Regions from separate parts of the Homo sapiens genome. Here region 2 is linked to region 1. A link is an interaction called in ENCODE POLR2A ChIA-PET data of the cell type or tissue named here. Cell type or tissue: CD4-positive, alpha-beta T cell. All regions are shown on one strand.

What was found. ChIA-PET counts read pairs that join two places held together with the same protein. Peaks named below come from ENCODE experiments on the same cell type or tissue, not always from the same donor. Only the 100,000 strongest peaks of a DNase experiment are listed, where the experiment ranks them.
Region 2: POLR2A ChIA-PET joins it to region 1 with 8 read pairs; 16 of 35 experiments call an interaction of 5 or more read pairs at or near these places.

The regions. Positions count from the first base shown.
Region 1 is chr19:38,840,025-38,844,024 of GRCh38, reverse strand. HNRNPL (heterogeneous nuclear ribonucleoprotein L) reads left to right here. Exons shown (of 13, transcript NM_001533.3): 5 at 1-17; 6 at 111-183; 7 at 3,466-3,537; 8 at 3,649-3,929. Among named protein-coding and RNA genes, the nearest start is that of HNRNPL, 8.0 kb to the left of the region's middle. RefSeq lists enhancers at 614-1,114, 1,197-1,276. In CD4-positive, alpha-beta T cell, no CTCF peak of the experiment used is centred here; DNase peaks (open chromatin) are centred at 1,404 and 2,024; H3K4me3 peaks cover 983 bases; H3K27ac peaks cover 2,141 bases.
Region 2 is chr19:38,672,686-38,676,685 of GRCh38, reverse strand. The region is part of intron 1 of ACTN4 (actinin alpha 4); the gene reads right to left. Among named protein-coding and RNA genes, the nearest start is that of ACTN4, 27 kb to the right of the region's middle. RefSeq lists enhancers at 1,891-1,970, 2,001-2,070, 2,241-2,290. In CD4-positive, alpha-beta T cell, no CTCF peak of the experiment used is centred here; DNase peaks (open chromatin) are centred at 834 and 1,744; H3K27ac peaks cover 1,190 bases.

The DNA.
Region 1 (4,000 bases):
AGATCGAATACGCAAAGGTACATCTGGGAGGTGACTGACTGCCCCTTGTCAGCTTCCAGGTGAGCTGGGGCATGGCTGACCTCAAGTCTTGTCTTGTCCTGTCCTTGCAGCCTACACGCTTGAATGTGTTCAAGAATGATCAGGATACTTGGGACTACACAAACCCCAATCTCAGTGGACAAGGTAATCTTGACGACCACTTTGTTCTAAACATACCCGCCTTGCTTTCACTCGACTAGTGCACTTAATAGGCCTGGGCTCAGGGTTATGTAATGCCATTGGGCCCCCCATGGACATGGGAGGGCCTTGGGGTCAGCACTTGGACACCCTAGTGGGATGGGGGAGTGAGAGGCCTCCATGGGTCTTCACTGCTGCTTGGGGCCCTCCGATGCTGCTCAGGATACAGAGGCAAGGCAGAAGCCTGGATGGGCGGGGAGCAGGGCCTCACTGAGGATGAGGCGTGGGGGCGGCCTTAGAAACCAGCAGTGGCTCCTTTGAGAGTCTGGTGAGGGTCACTCACTCCATTCTTGCTGGACCAGGAATTGTCCTCTTGTTCTGCGCTGTTGAGAGGGTCTGATTTGGGGGAGTGACAGTGTTGGGGGGCGATGAGGTCTCCTGGGCTCTTGCAGTGAGCCTTGTGAGCAAGCTGACCCTGTGGAGGTGAGACACTCTGGATTGGACCAGGGCGGACATGCCTCACATCATTTGTAGAGGGGACGCAACATCTCTGCAGGTGGCCCAAATGGACAACTCCCTTCCTAGTGTCTGTCAAGAATGGTTTGCCTTTGGTAGCAGGGAGAGGTGGAGGATTGCCTATGAGAAACAGCGGCAGCCCCCCAACAAGACCATCCATCTCGGTGTCTGTCTTGGTCTGATACGTCGGACCAGGCCATGGGCTGAGGGAGGAGGCTCGATGCTGACATCGCACAGGCCCTGAGAGGCCAGAGCCCCCCATTCCTAGGCAGGCCTGTCTTGCTCGCCCTTGCATCTGGGAAGCAGTGGGCAGGGTGGGCTAGACTCTTCCCCAGGATCCTCACAGTGGGCCCTGTGGGCCTGGCTGCTCCCTCCAAAGGTCAGAGGCAAATTGGTGACCAAGTGAATGTACCAGAGCGGGCAATGGCATTACATGACTGCTAACAGAAACATGGCAACAACCATTTCTTCTCCAAGGAACATAAATAGAAGATGTGCAGACCGGCAGGGGCTAGTGGCAGGGGGCTGGCTGTGCATTGGTTTTGATGCCTCTCAGCTTTGGCAGCCCCAAGGCTGGGGCCCAAAAAAAAACGAGGGCTGATGAGGTGACCTGGAGTGAGGGCGGTGCTTCGCCACCCCTCAGGAACCATACTTCAGCGGCTCTGCCTCTGCACATTGCTCACCAACACACAGGGTAGAAAACCACTAGCTCTTCCTGGAGAGAACAGAACATGCAGCCTCCACCACGTCCCCAGAAACAGCCGCAGACTTGAGCTCACTACATCAAGAACACCACACCGCGCTCCAAGGAACAGCTACAAGCACAGAGACAGAGGCATACAGAGACAAAGAGAGAAAGAGACGCAACATGGCAGCAGACACTGCTTTTTTTATTAAACATTAAAAAAAAGGTCAAAATCCAAGCAAACTTGAACCCGAGAATGTACACAGAAGTAGGAAACACAGAGAACAGAGCTGTCCCAGCCAGCCAGCGAGCGATGCTCTTTTCGGAGAACGTTTCATAGACGGAAGTAGATTCCATGGGCCTCCAAGACAATAGGATCCTCTCTCCATTCCTCGCCATATGGGTTTTGTTTTTTAAGTCATTTGGTTTGGGGAGGGCCTTGTTTTTTTTCTGTTTTGATATTTTTATTTTTTCTGCAGTCACCGGCTGCCAACATAATCTGCACCAACTGGAGATCAGAAACCAAAAAAAAAAAAAAAAATTTTAACCACAACAAAAAAAAAATCAAAAAAACCAAAACAGACCTAAAACCAGACAGCCAAACAGCTCAGAGGCACACAGTTACCTGCTGCCGGGTAACCAGGCGCGCTCCCAAGGCCAAAAGCGCGAGCGTAGTGGGGCCACTGGCACACCTCATACCAGGAGACACGCACACGGAGCGCTACACAGCCAGAAGCACCGCACCACCGCACTGCAGCACATATGTGAGGAGGTGACAACATGGAGGGACACTACCCACTTCATACACCTTTATTTCCACTTTTCTGATATCTTCTGAGGACAGAACATCTGTGAGCCATTTTTGATTTAATCAAAATATTGACTTTTAAAACAATTCTTTAAAAAAATTGTAGCGGATGTGTACCGTGACTTGTATTTATGACTGTAAAACCATGTGATGCAGGGTCGCAGTGTATGTTTGATGGGACGCCATCTTTCAGAACTGTGCTAACTCACTGTTGAAGCGTCCAATGGTAAGAGAAAATACAGATTTGTTTTTTGTGACAAATGGACATTGTACTCTGTACTTCTGCTGTAAGTAGTCCTTTTCCATTTTGTAATGACTGGTAACAAAACCCAGGCCGGGTGGCAGGAAAGGGCAGTGGTTTCGAGCCCTGGGTTTTGGAGTCAGCCAGACCTGGGTTCAAATATGGCTCAGCCACTGTCTTGCTTTGTGACTTTGGGCCAAAGTGTCTTTTAACTGCTCAGTTAAAAGTTAACAACTCAGTCTTCTTATCTGTAAAATGGGGCTGAAATATCAGAACCTACCTCATAGGGTTGTTGTGAGGAATTTCAGAAGCTGTGATGTCTGTAAAGCGCTTAGCCCAGTGCCTGCCACTTAAGCGCTAAGTTAAAGGCAGTGATTACGAACTGCTGGGGTCGGGGTGGATCTGCGCCATTGCTGGGTGTGGGAATGTCGATGCCTTGTACATGATTGCTTATTTGAACTGATTCTGCTGTTGCCCTGCTTGTCAGCTACAGTCAGTCCCTCTTGGGCTGGCGGGACTGGGAGGGAGGGGGGACTGGGATTAAGAAAGAAGGGATCTAACAGAGACAGTCTGGAGCTCCTAGAACTTTGGGGGCTTTGGGGGTCAAACTTGCTTGCTTCCCTCTGGGGTTATTTTCCTCTTAATCTACTCTCCCTTCATTGGGAGTCACTTTAGAAAGCTGCTTTTGGCCCGCCATAATATATCAGCTTCTGTAGCAGCTGCACATTCCCCAGAGGGCCTGGGAGCTGGGCTTTCTCCCAGGGCCAGGGTAGGTGAGAGCACAGAATCTGGCCTTGTCCTTCACAGAACAAGGCCAGCCCTTTGGTATGAGCAGGGGAAGGAGAGTGGGCACCAGCTTTGAGGCTCGGGCTTCATGCCCGCCGTAGGTCAGATCACAAAAGGAGGCCCCACAGCCCTCGAGGAAGGGAGGGCTTGCAGTTGGCAGGAGCTGGGGGCTCAGATCAGCCTGTGCAGTCAGGAGGGAGGGAGAGACCCCAATTTCTGAGTGAGACTCCTAACTGTTTTCTCTCTCCACAGGTGACCCTGGCAGCAACCCCAACAAACGCCAGAGGCAGCCCCCTCTCCTGGGAGATCACCCCGCAGAATATGGTGAGGGCAGGGGGTTCCCCTCCGTGGACTCCCGTGGCTCATGTGCCCCTGCCCGCCGCCCGCCGTGCAAATTCTCACCCGTCCTCCCTCTCTTTCCTTCCCACCCCCCAGGAGGGCCCCACGGTGGGTACCACAGCCATTACCATGATGAGGGCTACGGGCCCCCCCCACCTCACTACGAAGGGAGAAGGATGGGTCCACCAGTGGGGGGTCACCGTCGGGGCCCAAGTCGCTACGGCCCCCAGTATGGGCACCCCCCACCCCCTCCCCCACCACCCGAGTATGGCCCTCACGCCGACAGCCCTGTGCTCATGGTCTATGGCTTGGATCAATCTAAGATGAACTGTGACCGAGTCTTCAATGTCTTCTGCTTATATGGCAATGTGGAGAAGGTGAGCTGCTGCCGGGCCCCCTGGGTTCCTCGCTGAGCCTCGTATCTTGCCAGTCAGCACGGGAAAGAACC
Region 2 (4,000 bases), 170 kb after region 1:
CTACTCAGGCCTTTCCGGGCCTGTCTGTGGTAGAGAGCAGAAAGGCAGCCTGTTTACCTTCCACATCCGGCCCCAGAGGCCCTGCCCGGGTGGGAGGTTTCCCAGAGGGAAGGACACATGTGGTGTTCTGCAGGATGCAAAAGACCTCTGTAAGCCTCCTCCCGTGCACTCTGAGGCCCCCTGGCCTCCCTCAGCCACGTCTCCAGCCCAGTCGCAGGACACTGCTATACAACACACTCGTCTCTACTGGCTCATATTCCTTATCCAGCAATACCAAGAGTCAGCCCCTAAACCACAAAGGTTCCATCCACCACTCTGTGTCTGAGATAATCGGGGATGAGTAAGAGATTGCTGCTTCTTTCCAGGAATCTTACTTCCAGGACCCCTTAAATGCTCAATGCTTACTTATCTAGCAGTTGGCTTTCTGGAACTCAGGATAAATTTTCAAAGAACCGCTGGCTTCAAATGCAGACACCATAAGACATCTCTATGGCATTAGTTCTTTGGCTGAAGTTTCCTAGTTGAATAAAGATTCCCAGATGCCTCGTCCCTCAACTAATAACTCCCATATGGGACTCCAGATCCCACAGAACAAGACCCTATAAAGGCTCCATCCCGCTGCATCCTGACAGCCCTGTGGTAGTCAGATTATTGGCCCCATTTTGTAAAAGAGAAAATGGAGACTTCCTTGCCCAAGGTCCCACAGTAAGTAGCAGGGCCAGGCTGAGAATCTGAGTCCATGGCTTCACAGCTTACGTTTGGGAGAAGCCAAGTCTACAGCCTTCCAACACAGGCGAGAGCTGCGGGCAGCCTCTCAGCACCCAACAACACACTGGGGCCCTCTGCTTGGCCTGGCTGGGTATGGCAGGAGCCCCAGGAACCTCCGTACCCAGGCCTTGTGCTCTATGAGGCCTCTCAGTTGGGTAAGGAGAAGCTGGGCCCACCCAGCTGACCTTTCATCAGGAAACCTTGTGGTAGAGGCTGAAACCTCTGCTCAGCACCTCACCAGCCAAAGTGCACATGATAGCAACATGGACTTGAGCCTGATAGGTGGAGGCTTCCACAGCCAGCGATCAAGAACGCGGCTCAAGATGTTCACAAAGATCCTCCCTCTTGAAAGAAATTTCTGGGCTTATTAAAAAGCAACAAAGTCACCAGGGGCAGCGGCTCACGCCTGTAATCCTAACACTTTGGGAGACCAAGGTGGAGGATCACTTGAGCCCAGGAGCTCAAGACCAGCCTGGGCAACATGGTGAGACCTCACCTCTACAAAAAAAATCAAAAAATAAGGCAGGAGAATCACTTGAGCCCAGGAGGTTAAGGCTGCAATGAGCCATGATTGTACCACTGTGATCCCACTTGGGTGACAGAGCAAGACCCTGCCTCAAAAATGCAACAAAACCAAGAAAGCAACACCCAAGCCAGGTTGGCTGTACTCTCCCATATGCTTTCCAGGCCAGGATTAATTCTTCGGCTGGTTTCAGACCTCCGATTTCAAAAATATCTAGTTTGTGCTTGTCTACAAAGGAATGTGCCTGGGCATCTCCCACCAGCAACACAGAAAACAACTCCTACTGCTATCACCTGTTCTTTGAGATCAAGCCATATATAGGCAGACTGAGCCCAGAGGTTTGGCCACAGAGCTAATTCAACTCTCCAACTCCACACGGCTGTTTAGACAGCTTCCCCCAGATACGTCATTCAGCCACATGCTTGTCTCCAATCTCAGATGCCTGGATGAAGGTGAAACACCCAAGGACTCGTACAACTCTGGGCTACTGAATCAGCGATATCACGAGTTCTCTCCTTTCGCCATACCCTATTCTCCAAGACCTGAATGGTAGGCACACTGATGTCACCATATGCCTGAATTCCAAGAGGCACTGTGGGCCCTGAGTCTTAATACCAGGGACACGAAGTCAGAGGTAAAGAGAATCGATACTCGGCCCTAATGTTAGAGAAATAACCTAAAAAGGGAAGAGTCTGGTTGGATTCTCAGTTCTGTCTTTTACTGACTGAGGGGCCTGGGGCAAGTCACGTCACCTCTCTGAACTTTAGTTCTCTCATCTGTAAGGGTAGGGATAAAAATGCTGGGACTGACGTAAAGTGAAGCTGAAGAAAGAGACGGAATGGTGCTATCTGCTTTAATGAGCTGTGTTAGGGATCTGTCCCAGCATCGAAACAGATATGCTCCACGGCATTCCACTCGGCTGGGAAGTTCTTTTTTCACTGTTGTACACCCAGTACCTAAAACAGTGACTAGCACGCAATAAATATTTGTAGAATCAAAGCTCTCATTGCAGCTAGAATAAAATCCAAGATCCTCGCTACCGGCACATTCTGGCTGCTGTCACCCCTCTGACTTCAACTCACACTGCTCTCCCCACTGTCTTGGTCTCATTTTATTTCTCTCTTCCCACAACCCTGGGTCCTCCTGCCTAGAACAGTGTTCCCTTCTCTGAGGTTGGCTCTAACTCTCCCTCCAGGCCTCACTTCACTGTCATCATCTTGGAAAGTCTCCCCTGACAGCTCCCACACAATCTATTGCAAGTCCCCCACTGTCCCCTCTTAAAGGACTCTGGTCTTTTCCTTCATAAAAATAATCACACCGGGCGCAGTGGCTCACGCCTGTAATCCCAGCACTTTGGGAGGCCGAGGCGGGTAGATCACAAGGTCAGGAGTTCAAGACCAGCCTGGCCAAGATGGTGAAATCCCATCTCTACTAAAAATACAAAAATTAGCCGGACGTGGTGGCAGGCACCTGTAATCCCAGCTACTCAGGAGGCTGAGGCAGAGAATTGCTTGAACCTGGGAGGCAGAGGTTGCAGTGAGCTGAGATCACGCTACTGCACTCCAGCCTGGGTGATAGAGACTCCATCACAAAAAAAAAAAAAAAAAAAATTATACATATATAAATATATATATATAAAAATATATATAAATATATAAATATATATAAGTATATATAAATATATAAATATATAAATATATATAATATATATAAATATATAAATATATATAATATATATAAATATATAAATATATATAAATATATATGAATATATATAAATATAAATGAATATATATGAATATATATAAATATATATGAATATATATAAATATATATAAGTATATATAAATATATATAAGTATATATGAATATATATAAATATATATTCATATATATAAATATATATGAATATATATATAAATATATATAAATATATATGAATATATATATATAAAAAATAAAACCACAATTTGGAACACTCTATGTATGTCTTGGGTTTTCATTGTTGGTATTTTTTAATGCCTATTGTCCCCGACTAGGCTGTGTGCTCCATGAGGACAAGAAGAAGGACTATTCTGTTCACATCTCATTACTCAGCACCTTGTTTACGGCACATAGTGGGTATAAATAAATGCTCAATAAATGATGAATAGGCCGGGTGTGGTGGCTCATGCCTGTAATCCTAGCACTTTGGGAGGCTGAGGTGGGGGGATCACCTGAGGTCAGGGGCTTGAGACCAGCCTGGCCAACATGATAAAACCCTGTCTCTATTAAAAACACAAAAACTGGCCAGGCATGGTGGTGCATGCATGTAATCTCAGCTAATTGGGAAGCTGAGGCAGAAGAATCGCTTGAACCCAGGAGGCAGAGGTTGTAGTGAGCCAAGATTGTGCCACTGCACTCCAGCCTTGGAGACAGAGTGAGACTGTCTCCAAAAAAAAAAAAAAAAAAGAATGGATGGCCAACCCCATCATCTCCATCAATCATGCTGAGATGATCAATCACTTAAAAATGGTTACAGGGGCCGGGCATGGTGGCTCACGCCTGTAATCCCAACACTTTGGGAGGCCAAGGCAGGTGGATCACTTGAGTTCAGGAGTTTGAGACCAGCCTGACCAACATGGAGAAACCCCGTCTCTACTAAAAATACAAAATTAGCCGGGTGTGGTGGCACATGCCTGTTATCCCAGCTACTCAGGAGGCTGAGGC